Linked DNA regions of Homo sapiens: regions 2 and 3 are each linked to region 1. Evidence: chromatin contacts called from ENCODE Hi-C or POLR2A ChIA-PET data. All regions are on one chromosome and are shown on one strand. The core of a region is the stretch at or near the end of the contact, and the rest is flanking DNA. Distances in the headings are between cores, read along the strand shown.

Region 1 (3,180 bases), core at 655-3,154:
ATATTTACTGAGTGAAAATGTGCCCAGCACAGAGTAAGGGATTATAAATAGTGGTTCTTAGCCTTGGCTGCTCATTAGAATCATTTGGTGAGCCCTTCTGAAAACTCCATTGCCCAGGTCTCACCCCAGGCAGAGGCAGGGTCAGGGTCTCTGGGGATAGATCAGGCATCGATATTTTTGAAAGCTCCCCAGGCGATTCTAATATGCATCCAAAACCAGAGCACTGCTGCTGTGTGGACATGTTATTCTAACAAATGAACCTTTCACAATTGCAATACTGGTTCCCTGCCCTCTCTGACTGTTATGATTAGCCCTGAATTAGGTGGAGGCAGGAAGTGTCTTCTATTTTGACAAGGGAAATCTCTTCCATGTCACATTCCTTCCCAGGCATACAGGCTGCCTCAGGTGTGGAAGGACCAAGAGAGCACATTGATGGGTCTGCCCAACAATGGCGAGTGTTCTGTGGATCCAAGAAATGGCAAGAGAATGAGAATTTTCAGGTTTGAATGGGCATCTGCCGCCCCTTATCAAATTCATCAACCTCATGCTCTGGGGCCAAGCTGTTGCACTGTGCCACTCCCCTTTTCAAAAACTTTCAGTGGCTCCTCAGTGCCATCAGGATATAGTTCAGATTTTCTAGGTGACCTTTGTCCCCCATGGTTTAGCGCCCAGGCTCCTCTTTCAGCCCCATTCCCACTGTGCTTGTGTGCTCCCCATCCTTCTTCTGAGAAGGTGCACGAATCCCCAGTACACTCTCGTGCCCACCACCTACACAGGTGTAACAGGGCTTCTTGCCCCATGGACAGCCTCACTGCCGTGCCCATGTTGCTTCAGCCTGAAAACAGACTCCTCTGTTTAAATGCTACCTCCCCACTGAAGCCCTTCTGGATTTTGTGCAATGGGAATGAAGTCTACCCTATCTATGCTTTGCATAGGCTTCTATTAGATCACAGTCATGTTTTATGTGATGTAAATTATGTGATCTTGAAAATAGTGTCAATAGAAAATAACCAAGTCTTGTGGACCAGTAAAAAGAAGCGGCTAAAAAGACATTATTGGGATAACTGGCATAATCAGAACATAAACTGCGGATTAGCTAATAGCATAGTGTCAATGTTCAATTTCCTGAATGTGATAACTATACTACAGTTTATTAAGAGAACAGCCTCATTCTTGGGAATGCACACTGAAGTATTTATGAATCAAGAGGCATGATTTCTGCAACTTTCACATGGTTAACAAAAAAAATTATATAGAAAGAGGATGATAAAATAGATGAGGCAAAATGTTAACACTGGGTGAATCTGGGTAAAGGGTATATAGGAGTTCCTTGCACTATTCTTGTAAGACTTCTGTTAAGTTTAAGATCATTTCCAAGTGAAAATGAAAAGGTTGCCTTGGGTGTCCAACCACCACCCCAATCAAAGCTTGTGTCTCCCTGTTCACCCACCTGAACGCCCCTCCCTCCACTGGAGCTGCCAGCCAAGTGCTACCTAGATGCTGCTTCAAGGCATGCTGGATCTGCCCTGGAGAAGGCATCTTGTAACTCCCCAGAAGCCCCCACAGGCACTCATGGCTATCCTGGAGAGGGGCGGGCACATGCTACTGAGGGGAGAAGCTGCCACCCCACGATCCCCTTTCCTATCCATCCACTTGGCTTCCAAATTAAGCCCTCTCTTGAGTAGCATCTCTTGGGGCCTCTGCCAACAGGCTCAGCCAGGCCCTCAGGCTGCAGGTGACCTGCCCACTCCATCAAGGGATACAGCACCATGTCCAAAAGCAGCAGTGGGCCCAGCCAGACAATTTGCAGAGGACATCTGTCTGATCTGGGAAATACACAGCCAAGTGGGAACTGACCTTGGACTAGAGCCTCACCCCCCTGGGCCTGTCTCTCCTCAGCTGTAGAATCATCACCTCTGAGTGGCTGATGCCCAGTTCCTCTCAGTTCAATCTGCAGTGGCGGCTATGCAAGCAGCACTAGGCAACCACCATCCCCAAGAAATCCAATTCCACTTTGCGGCTCAAGGCTTTATCACTGAGTAACCATTTCTTCCTCCTCAGCATCCTGGGATTCATCAAAGCTTAACCAGGACACATCCTTTCCTGGTCCCATAAATCTCTCATCTTTGAAAAAAGTGTTTAAACCCCCCCCTTACCTCTGAGCAGTAACAATGAAGCTGAGAACTTCCTCTTCCCCAGACAGGTGGCTTGTATCAAAGATCACGCTGAATTCATACTAGTGAAAAAGGAAGTGGTATTTGGCATCAGCAGGCATTCCAAACTTAAACTGTTCTCTTCCATCTTCTGCAGTTTATGACCTCTGGAAGCTCATTTGCATGATAAGCTTTAGTTTTATGTATAGCTTTCTGACTGTCAGGCCAAAGTCACAGCTTTAACAGTAAAACCAAGCCTGACACATACTCTGGCCAGAGACCTGCTGCTCCTGTTCCGCCACCGAGGCTCTCCTTAGGAAGTGATGCGTTTACACTCTTTAACCGGGACTTTCTAAGTTTCACTCACATACCATCTTTTCAATTTCTGCCACATCTGCAAATTACATCACCTGGGATATTTGTTCATATTTTTGTTGCCTTACTCTTTTAGTTTAAAGATTGTTTTAAAAGAACAATTTATATCACTGTCATAGATGGGAATCCAGGATCACTTGCCAAAAAGAGAAGGTAGTTGTAAAAATGAACACAATGAAAACAGAGCAATGCTGAACTCTGTTGCCTTTGGAAGCCTCTGAGCCTAAGGTCTACTCCATCTTTGTTGAAAAGGGAGATTTGCTGGTGATAGAGAAGTGTTAAAGATGTGCTAGCAGGATTGGAGACGTTCTCCTGAGTGTGGCTAGGATTGGAAGACTATTGAAAAGTCTTATGCGCTGAATGTTTGTGTCCCCCCGCCACTCCTCAAATTAATATGTGGAAGGCCTAACCCCCCTATGTGATGGTATGTGGAGATGGGGTCTTTGGAAGGTACTTAGGTTTAGATGAGGGTGAGGCCTTCATGATGGAATTAGTGCACTCAGAAGAAGAGAAGACAAAGAGATCTCTCTCTCTCCATGCACACACACCAAGGGAAAGCCAGATGGGCACACATAGAGAAGGTTCTGTTTATGAACCAGGAAGAGAACTCTCGCCAGGAACTGAATCTGCCGGGACCATGACCTTGAACTTC
Region 2 (3,618 bases), core at 593-3,092, 34 kb before region 1:
AGTTGTGCTCTTAATATCCATCACTTTTTCACTCCAAAGCCTGTAGGTCTCCAAATTCCCTGTCTGTCTTCTGGAGTGGACATCTGCTGACAGACCGCTGGAAACTGTTTTCTGCAGCCCTGTGGCATGCACATTCCTCTGCTGAGATTACGAGGCCTGGCCACCCAAACACATTTGGTCTGGGTTTAGAGAAACAGAACCTCTGAGCCCTGCAGGATGCATCCATCCCTCATTAAAATCAGGCGTGGGAGCAGAGTTCCTCCTTGCTCTGCACATCGGTGCTTCAGGTTTCTAGGCAGGGAGAGGAAGCTTGGGAGCAGAGCTCCAGCCCAGCCAGTGTTGCTAATGTGCTTCAGGTGTGAAGAGCTAGCACTGTCATCTGGCCACAAGACGCCAGCGGAGAGGGGCAGGGAGCTGGGAAAGGCAGGGCAAGCGAGTGAGAAACAGCCTAAGCCTCAGTGTCAACCCCAAGGGGCAGAGTCACAGCTCAGAAGTTAGTTTCTGTCTCCCGCCGGGAGTTTCTGGGGTGGCCTGTGAACAGGGTAATGGCGATGGCGTGATGTGATGCAATGTGACACCTCATCTGCCCCTGGTGGGATCTGGAAAGGGGAAATGAGGACTGAGTCTGCGGTGAATGAAAATCTTGGCCAGTTGTGCTCCCGACTGTGGTTACATGGGAATCACTTCAATCGGGGAAAGCAACGTTTTTCTGAAAGGTTCAGGGTGGTCCCCTTTCAAAAGGAGATTGAAGGTTGCCTGGTGCTACATAAGTCTGATTCAGACCAGCTAATCCTATTGCAGTCACACCTTCAGTCCTCAGCTAAAACTCAGGAACTCAGTACCTACCAAGGGTCATCAAGGTGGAGGGAGGCGGTCCTCTAAGTGTGTTGAACAGGTACCAATGTGACAGCCATGACAACGGCACCTAACACTTGCATGGCCCTTACTGCACGCCAGGCTCTCGGTGCTTTCCACACATTAACATTCAGTCCTCACAGCAGTTCCCTGAAGCAGGTGCTATTACTGTCCCCACATTTTTGTTTTTTTTTTGAGATGGAGTCTTGCTCTGTTACCCAGGCTGTAGTGCAGTGGTGCGATCTTGGCTCACTGAAACCTCTGCCTCCTGGGTTCAAGTAATTCTCCTGCCTCACCCTCCCCAGTAGCTGGAATTACAGGCACACGCCACCATGCCTGGCTAAGCTTTTTGGATTTTTAGTAGAGATGGGGTTTCACCATATTGGTCAGGCTGGTCTTGAACTCCTGACCTCAGGAGATCCACCTGCCTTGGCCTCCCAAAGTGTTGAGATTACAGGTGTGAGCCACAGCCCCTGGCCTACTGTCCCCATTTTACAGATGGAGGCAAGCTGAGAGGCAACAGGAGGCCCAATTACAACCAGAGGCTCCCCAGGTAGCAGGCCACAGAACTGGGCTGGGACACACGTCACACAGCTGCAGACATCTGCTTATCACCACTTTCCTGCACTACCTCTTAGGTGGAAGCTGAGGATGGGGCTGGGGCAGGAGTCACAGAGGAGTAGAGGTGGAGGGAAAGCTTCCTTTCCTCTTACTGTGGTCAGAGGAAGAAACCACTAGCCTGGAAACCTCAGCATTCTCCAGCCTGACCCATTTCCACCACTGTAGCAAAAAAAAATGACTCCTGCCTAGACCATGGGAGACAAAAGTGCCTGCTGACTGAGAAGAGGCCTATTCTGCACAGTCTCTTGGGCTGGAAGGGGGGAACAGAGCATTCTGGAATGTTGTTTCTGGAAGGCAGCTGCGAGATCATGCAGTCCTTGTGGCCTCAGCTGACAGATAAGGAAACAGAGGTCCCCGAGTTCAGCGACTTGTCCAAGGTCATGTCCGGGCCCCAGTGAAGTTCTGTGGTACAGACGCTCTTGATGAATACTCAATAGTCCTGGCTTCAGCCCTAGCTCTGCCTGCTAACAGCCGTGCCAGTTTGGGTCTCCAGGGCCTCAGTTTCCTCATCTACACATGAGGATGTTGGCCCATGTAGTCACTCAGGTTGTCCTTAGTTGCTAATTCCTCACTTCATGAACTGTCTGTGCATTTTCATTACAGCAGGGGACTACCTTATCTCATCACACAGATAAACAATTACTGACTATCCATCCTCCCACAACTTGGTTTTAACCGCACTCTTTGCTCAAAGTCAAGGGGACATGATGCTTTTTTCATGTGTTGCAGACAACCCAAGCATCCCCGGCCAATGACCAACAATGTCATTTCCTTGGCTGGCTAAGGACTCTGTGGCCATCGCCCCCTTGCTCTTCTCTGCCCAGTCAGTCCTCATTTATTTCCCAGGCTACCGGAGTCCAAATGCTTCTCATGACATGGCTGCTTATCTCTCAGGGCCTCTGGGAGCTGGCAGAGGTCCATGGCTATTAGAATTTGAACAAAAGGACTTCACCAGGCACCCAAACAAGGAAAGGAGGATGCAGGACACAGTGACAAGGCTGTATTCTACCAAGGCAGGTACTGAGGGTTTTCTGTTGGCATCTGTCCTCCCCTTTACCCCAAAGAGGACATTGTGCAAACTGAAACCATGAAATGGTGGTGACTGGGGAAGCTGTCAGGAACCCTGGCTGTGGGAGCCCAAGGAGTGGCCATCACTTGGTGGCAGAGTCTGGGTCAGCCTCAGTGAAAGGAGCTGTCATGGTCAGAAGCCACCACGGTGCCAGGCCTGTGAGAGGATAAAGAATCCCCTGTTCACTCTAGGGGATCTGGCAAGACCTTGCTTCATGAAGTAGTGGGTTTGAAGTGTGAATCAGGGCTGATTCCATAGGTGTGATACTGAGAAAGAGAGCAGACCCTTTGTTTCAAATGTTGTCGTCATCTGATCCCAGGTGGAGAAGGGAAGTCAAGAGCTGTTACTTTCCAGGCTGAGGTGGTCAGATAAACGGCTTGGAGGAAATGGCATTTCCATGTTGTAGGCTCAGTCAGGCACTTCTAAGAGTTGTCTGTTGACTCAGAGCAAGAGAGAGGACACAGGTTTCCTCCCACAGGGCCCCAAACAGAGCAGCCAAACACAGTCCCTGTGCCTGGGTTTGAACACTGAAGAGGCAGAAAAGTCCTCTGATCTTTTTTCTAAGTGTCATGCTCCAAGCACATCATCCTGGGAAATCGCTTATGGTCCCATCTCTATACTGAGTTCAGATATCAATGGAAATAATACAATATTAGGTGCTATTAGTATGTTAGAGAACGGCATATGCTGAATCCTTACGGCACCCATGTGTGGAGGGTACTGCTCTCAGAAGGGTGACCATATAATTTATTGTCTAAACTGGGACATTTTTGAGGTTCAACCAGCTAGAACAGCAGCACAGAGACATTTATCAGGGATGTGACAGATAAGCTTTAACTTCTGCTCTCCTTAAATTCCACCCCTTTTTACAGATGAGAAAACTGAGGCCCAGAGAGGTTAAGTAACCTGTCATGTCTGAGAAGCACATCTCGAAAATCCCCACCAGGATGCTCTGTCCCACTCCATCTTCCTTGCACCAGGCTGCATAGTAGCTATTCCACATACTGAAGCCCAAACACCACCTGACCACCACCTCACTGTTTATCCATTCGCAGCCCCTCAGAGCACAGCTC
Region 3 (3,675 bases), core at 787-3,286, 46 kb after region 1:
TGTATGGAACCTTCTGTCTAAAAACAGGCCAAAGCACTCCCTCAAATAAAGGTATACAAACACATAAATGTTTAAGTCCTTCCTGCTCTATCCAGATTAGCAAGTGGATCTGTTTTATCACCTGGTGCCATCTTGAGCGGTTTGCCTTGAAAGTGAAGAGAGAACCACTCCTGAAAGAAAGGGACCACCCTTTCTGTGGTAAAGGTAGATATAATCTGAAGAATCACTTGATAAGAAAAACAAACTTACAAGCCCTCGATGCCTTCTGTCATAAAAAATTAGCCACTGAAAGCCTTGAAAGTTGACCTGGTGCTTTACTGCCTCCAAACCCCAACTTGGAAGACCAGTTTAATTTGGAACTCAAATTATACTCCTTAGAAACAGCAAAAATGAGCTTCCCTTCGAACATCATCACCCCTCCCACAATACCCTCCCATGGAGGAAATAAGGACCTAGGGCCTATCCATCTATCTCAGTCTCTCAAGGAGATCAGAGACAATGCAACATCTTATTAGCCAAATTCAGTGACTTATGGCCAACCGATGCCAGGTACGAAGCACATTCCTCACGAGCTTACAGTGCTCTGTGCGCTAGAGCATGATCAGGAGTAGAGGATCTGGGTTCTCCCTGCTGAGTTCACAATCACCCCTCTTCCTCACTTGTCTTTCTTCCAGCAGTCCCAACACTGAGTCTCTGACCTTCCTGGCCTGTCAGCACTGTTTCTTTGTTCTTCCTCTAAGATGTCTCTAGCCTCTGTTCTTCGTTCTCTGTTCTCTCAGTCAAGACCTCACTTACTGCCTACCTGATAAAAAGTCTGAATCCCATACCGCACTCCTCCAGCCCTTTGGGCCAGATGCCTCCCTGCCCAGTCTGAAAGAGTCAGGACCTAGCCCCCTGCCATTGTTTTTGGAGGGCATTATTCTCCTCATTATCTAAACTTCGCTATTATGTATTACGTGCATCACATATTTGAACAATTATATATCTTGGTTTTAAAAAGTCAATATCCCTAAACCAAAAACTCCAATACTTAAGCAAATGGTAAGTAAATGGAAAAAAAAAATCAACAAGCATTATTTTAAAAAAATCAGGAGTCACAAAAGCCAACACAGACATTTATTGAACTGACCTATATTTACTGCTTCACATTAATTTTCATATAATTTTATTTTCTTAAGTACAAGCAACTCATTAAATTAAAAAATGTTCAGTTTAACACTGTCTCTATTTTTTTTTACAGTATGTAGACACACACACACACACACACACACACACACACTCTCTCTCTCTCTCAATCCTTCATTAAGACAATGACTGATAATTTTTGGCTTAAAAGGAAGAGTTATCACCCCCTGACATACATTCTATGTTTTATATTCTTGCCTTATTTTCCTCTTCCCCCTCAGCATTTAATCTTGGTCTGAAGTAGGTGATCAGTATATCTCTTCTGAGTAAATGAATGAGCTATAAAGTATAAGCTCATGTGTGGCAGAGTCGGGACTACCATGGTAGTACCCATCATATACAAGTGGGACTGTACATGATGGTGTAGGACTCATTTAATCCTTGGCACAATCCCACTTTATAGAGAAAGAAACTGAGGCACAGAGAGAAGACCCTTGAGCCAAGGCCACACTGGCCACAAGAAACAGAGTTGGAATCTCAACTCTGCATCTGCTGGTCACCAAAGCTACACTTTCCCTCTATTTCACACTGGTTGCCTGTTATTTTACTTCTAGCAGCTTCTAAAATTCAAACTCCAGTTTAGCTGCTTCTTGCAATCACTGTGAAGTACAAATATTCCAGCCAGCAAATAGTTTTCAAAACATCATGAGTTCTAAAAATTCCATGGACACTACATTCCGGTTGACCCTCTCCACTCCTCTCCTTCCCCAGACACTCGGACACTTGAAGCCCCAAACTCTCATCTCTTTGACTAATTTATCTGTTGCCAAGGGGAGAACATGAAACACAGTAAGGCTGCAGACAGACTAGTTCTACCAGAAATGCAGATCCGGACTAGAACATACGGAAAACAGCCAGGCTGGAGGTCACAGGCTGGTGGCCTGCAGGCTGGAGGTGGTCACTGGACATGTTTTGTTTGGCTCATACGATGTTCAGAAAACATTTTAATTAGCTGCCAAAGTCATAAGATCTCTCGGTTTTATTAGAAAATAGAGTGTGCTGGGCCTCACTCCCACCTGGCAACCACTGAATGCTGCTGTGAGCCTGCTGCCCTGTGGGTGAAGCTGGAACCCTCCATCTTCCCACTGTCTTCACTGCTTCCTCCTGCCCCACCCTGGTCCTCTTCACCCACATACCACACCTGCCTCACCCAACTCCTGCACACTGTGAGGTGTATGCTACTAGATCTTGTATAAGAACCTCAGCGAGGCTCTATCAGACCAACCCACAACTTCTAGGAGTCTAGAAAGTGAGGTGCTCAGGTTAGAGATACTTCTAATCCTGTGGGCCTCTCTGGCAGAGGCTGGTGAGCCCTGACCACATTACTTGCACTCTCAGGGTGCTCCAGCCCACTTCCAGCTGCCAGGGGCTATATTACGGCATCTCTGCACCCAAGAGCATTTTTCCAAAACCATGTAGGTCTCTCCTGCCATGCATATGGGAGGGCAGGAGTACTGGAGAATATAAATAGCCCCAGGAGACCTCAATTCTTGACACTTGGGGAAAGGAGTATAAAACCCCCAGCTCCCTTACTCTTCCTAGTGTTGCCCTGCAGGAATAAGCCCCATTGCCCACTGTAGTAGTTGGTTTAACAGCTCACTTTTCATTCACTGCCTCCTGCCTATATAACTTCACCTCCCTACCATTGTTTCACCTCCCTACTATATCACTTCAACCCCCTACCATTATTTCTTGCATCTCCCAAATAAAGAAATTTCCCTGAATTCCTCGCCATCTGGGAGACCCAAACCAAGAGAGCATCTCACACTGTGTGTAAGAGTCGGGCCAGGGTGCCTGCCCTGCTTGTTCTCCCTTCTCTCCTAGCATGGCCTCCTCTATCACTCTGTGGCAAGCTGTTGCATCCTGTTTGCACCCAAAAGTCAGCTGGGAGCCCTCATGCACCTGGCTTGAAGCTTATCCTTTCATGTCCAGGTCTGTTTCCATGCATGCCATAACAGTCAATACCATGAAGATGTACACATAACCCCAGCCCCTTGAGTTTTTCTCCCTGCCTATCCCTGGTCACATGAGGCATGCATGAGTGCAGAAATCCAGAATGGGCTAAAAACAAAACAGAATGAGGTGGGGAGGGGAGATTTCTTAGAACCTATGAGTGGTAAAGTCCTGACAGGCCTGTAACAGCAGGCATCAGATTTCTAAAATGTCCTGACATCTCCCTGCCACCAGAAATGTTACTGGCCCTTTGTTCAACATGGGCAGCCTCTTTCCATCCTACCGGGTTCTCTCCTGCCCCTCCTCCTTTGCTCTCTTCTACCCTCTCATCCCTGCTCCAACCTAGGTTCCTCCTTCACCAGCCAAATAAACTGACTCATTCCACCCACCCTAGCTCTGCAATGTAGGAATCAGCTGACATCAGATCCTTTGGAGGCTCATCCATGTACCTTAAGCACTTATCCAAGGATTCTGTCCAACATGGCACTAGCCACTGTGGTAATGACTTGCTTCACCTTGTCATATCTGTGCTTCAAA

Evidence for each region. A loop is a pair of places that touch in the nucleus more often than their neighbours do. ChIA-PET counts read pairs that join two places held with the same protein, here RNA polymerase II (POLR2A). Pooled maps may share reads with other maps.
Region 2: a loop to region 1 is called in a map of endothelial cell of hepatic sinusoid, with 4 times the contacts of the local background. The contact joins two enhancer-like sites. A Hi-C loop is called at or near these places in 5 of 168 maps with a recorded cell type or tissue (Right ventricle myocardium inferior, ascending aorta, cardiac septum and 2 more). POLR2A ChIA-PET finds 5 or more read pairs at or near these places in 3 of 52 experiments (A549, Panc1 and activated T-cell).
Region 3: a map of Right ventricle myocardium inferior shows a loop between it and region 1 (9-fold over the local background). The contact joins two enhancer-like sites. A Hi-C loop is called at or near these places in 3 of 168 maps with a recorded cell type or tissue (Right ventricle myocardium inferior, chondrocyte and heart left ventricle) and 4 of 50 pooled maps. POLR2A ChIA-PET finds 5 or more read pairs at or near these places in 1 of 52 experiments (K562).

The regions. Positions count from the first base shown.
Region 1 is chr3:37,735,960-37,739,139 of GRCh38, reverse strand. ITGA9 (integrin subunit alpha 9) reads right to left here. Exons shown (of 28, transcript NM_002207.3): 20 at 2,157-2,236. Among named protein-coding and RNA genes, the nearest start is that of ITGA9-AS1, 120 kb to the left of the region's middle. Within about 2 kb of position 1,904, at least 2 of the 41 ENCODE cell types and tissues checked have a DNase peak (open chromatin) inside an H3K27ac peak, as active enhancers do.
Region 2 is chr3:37,769,840-37,773,457 of GRCh38, reverse strand. The region is part of intron 23 of ITGA9 (integrin subunit alpha 9); the gene reads right to left. All of the region lies in intron 3 of ITGA9-AS1 (ITGA9 antisense RNA 1), which reads left to right. Among named protein-coding and RNA genes, the nearest start is that of ITGA9-AS1, 90 kb to the left of the region's middle. Within about 2 kb of position 1,842, at least 11 of the 41 ENCODE cell types and tissues checked have a DNase peak (open chromatin) inside an H3K27ac peak, as active enhancers do.
Region 3 is chr3:37,690,017-37,693,691 of GRCh38, reverse strand. All of the region lies in intron 18 of ITGA9 (integrin subunit alpha 9), which reads right to left. Among named protein-coding and RNA genes, the nearest start is that of ITGA9-AS1, 170 kb to the left of the region's middle. RefSeq lists an enhancer at 1-200. Within about 2 kb of position 2,036, at least 3 of the 41 ENCODE cell types and tissues checked have a DNase peak (open chromatin) inside an H3K27ac peak, as active enhancers do.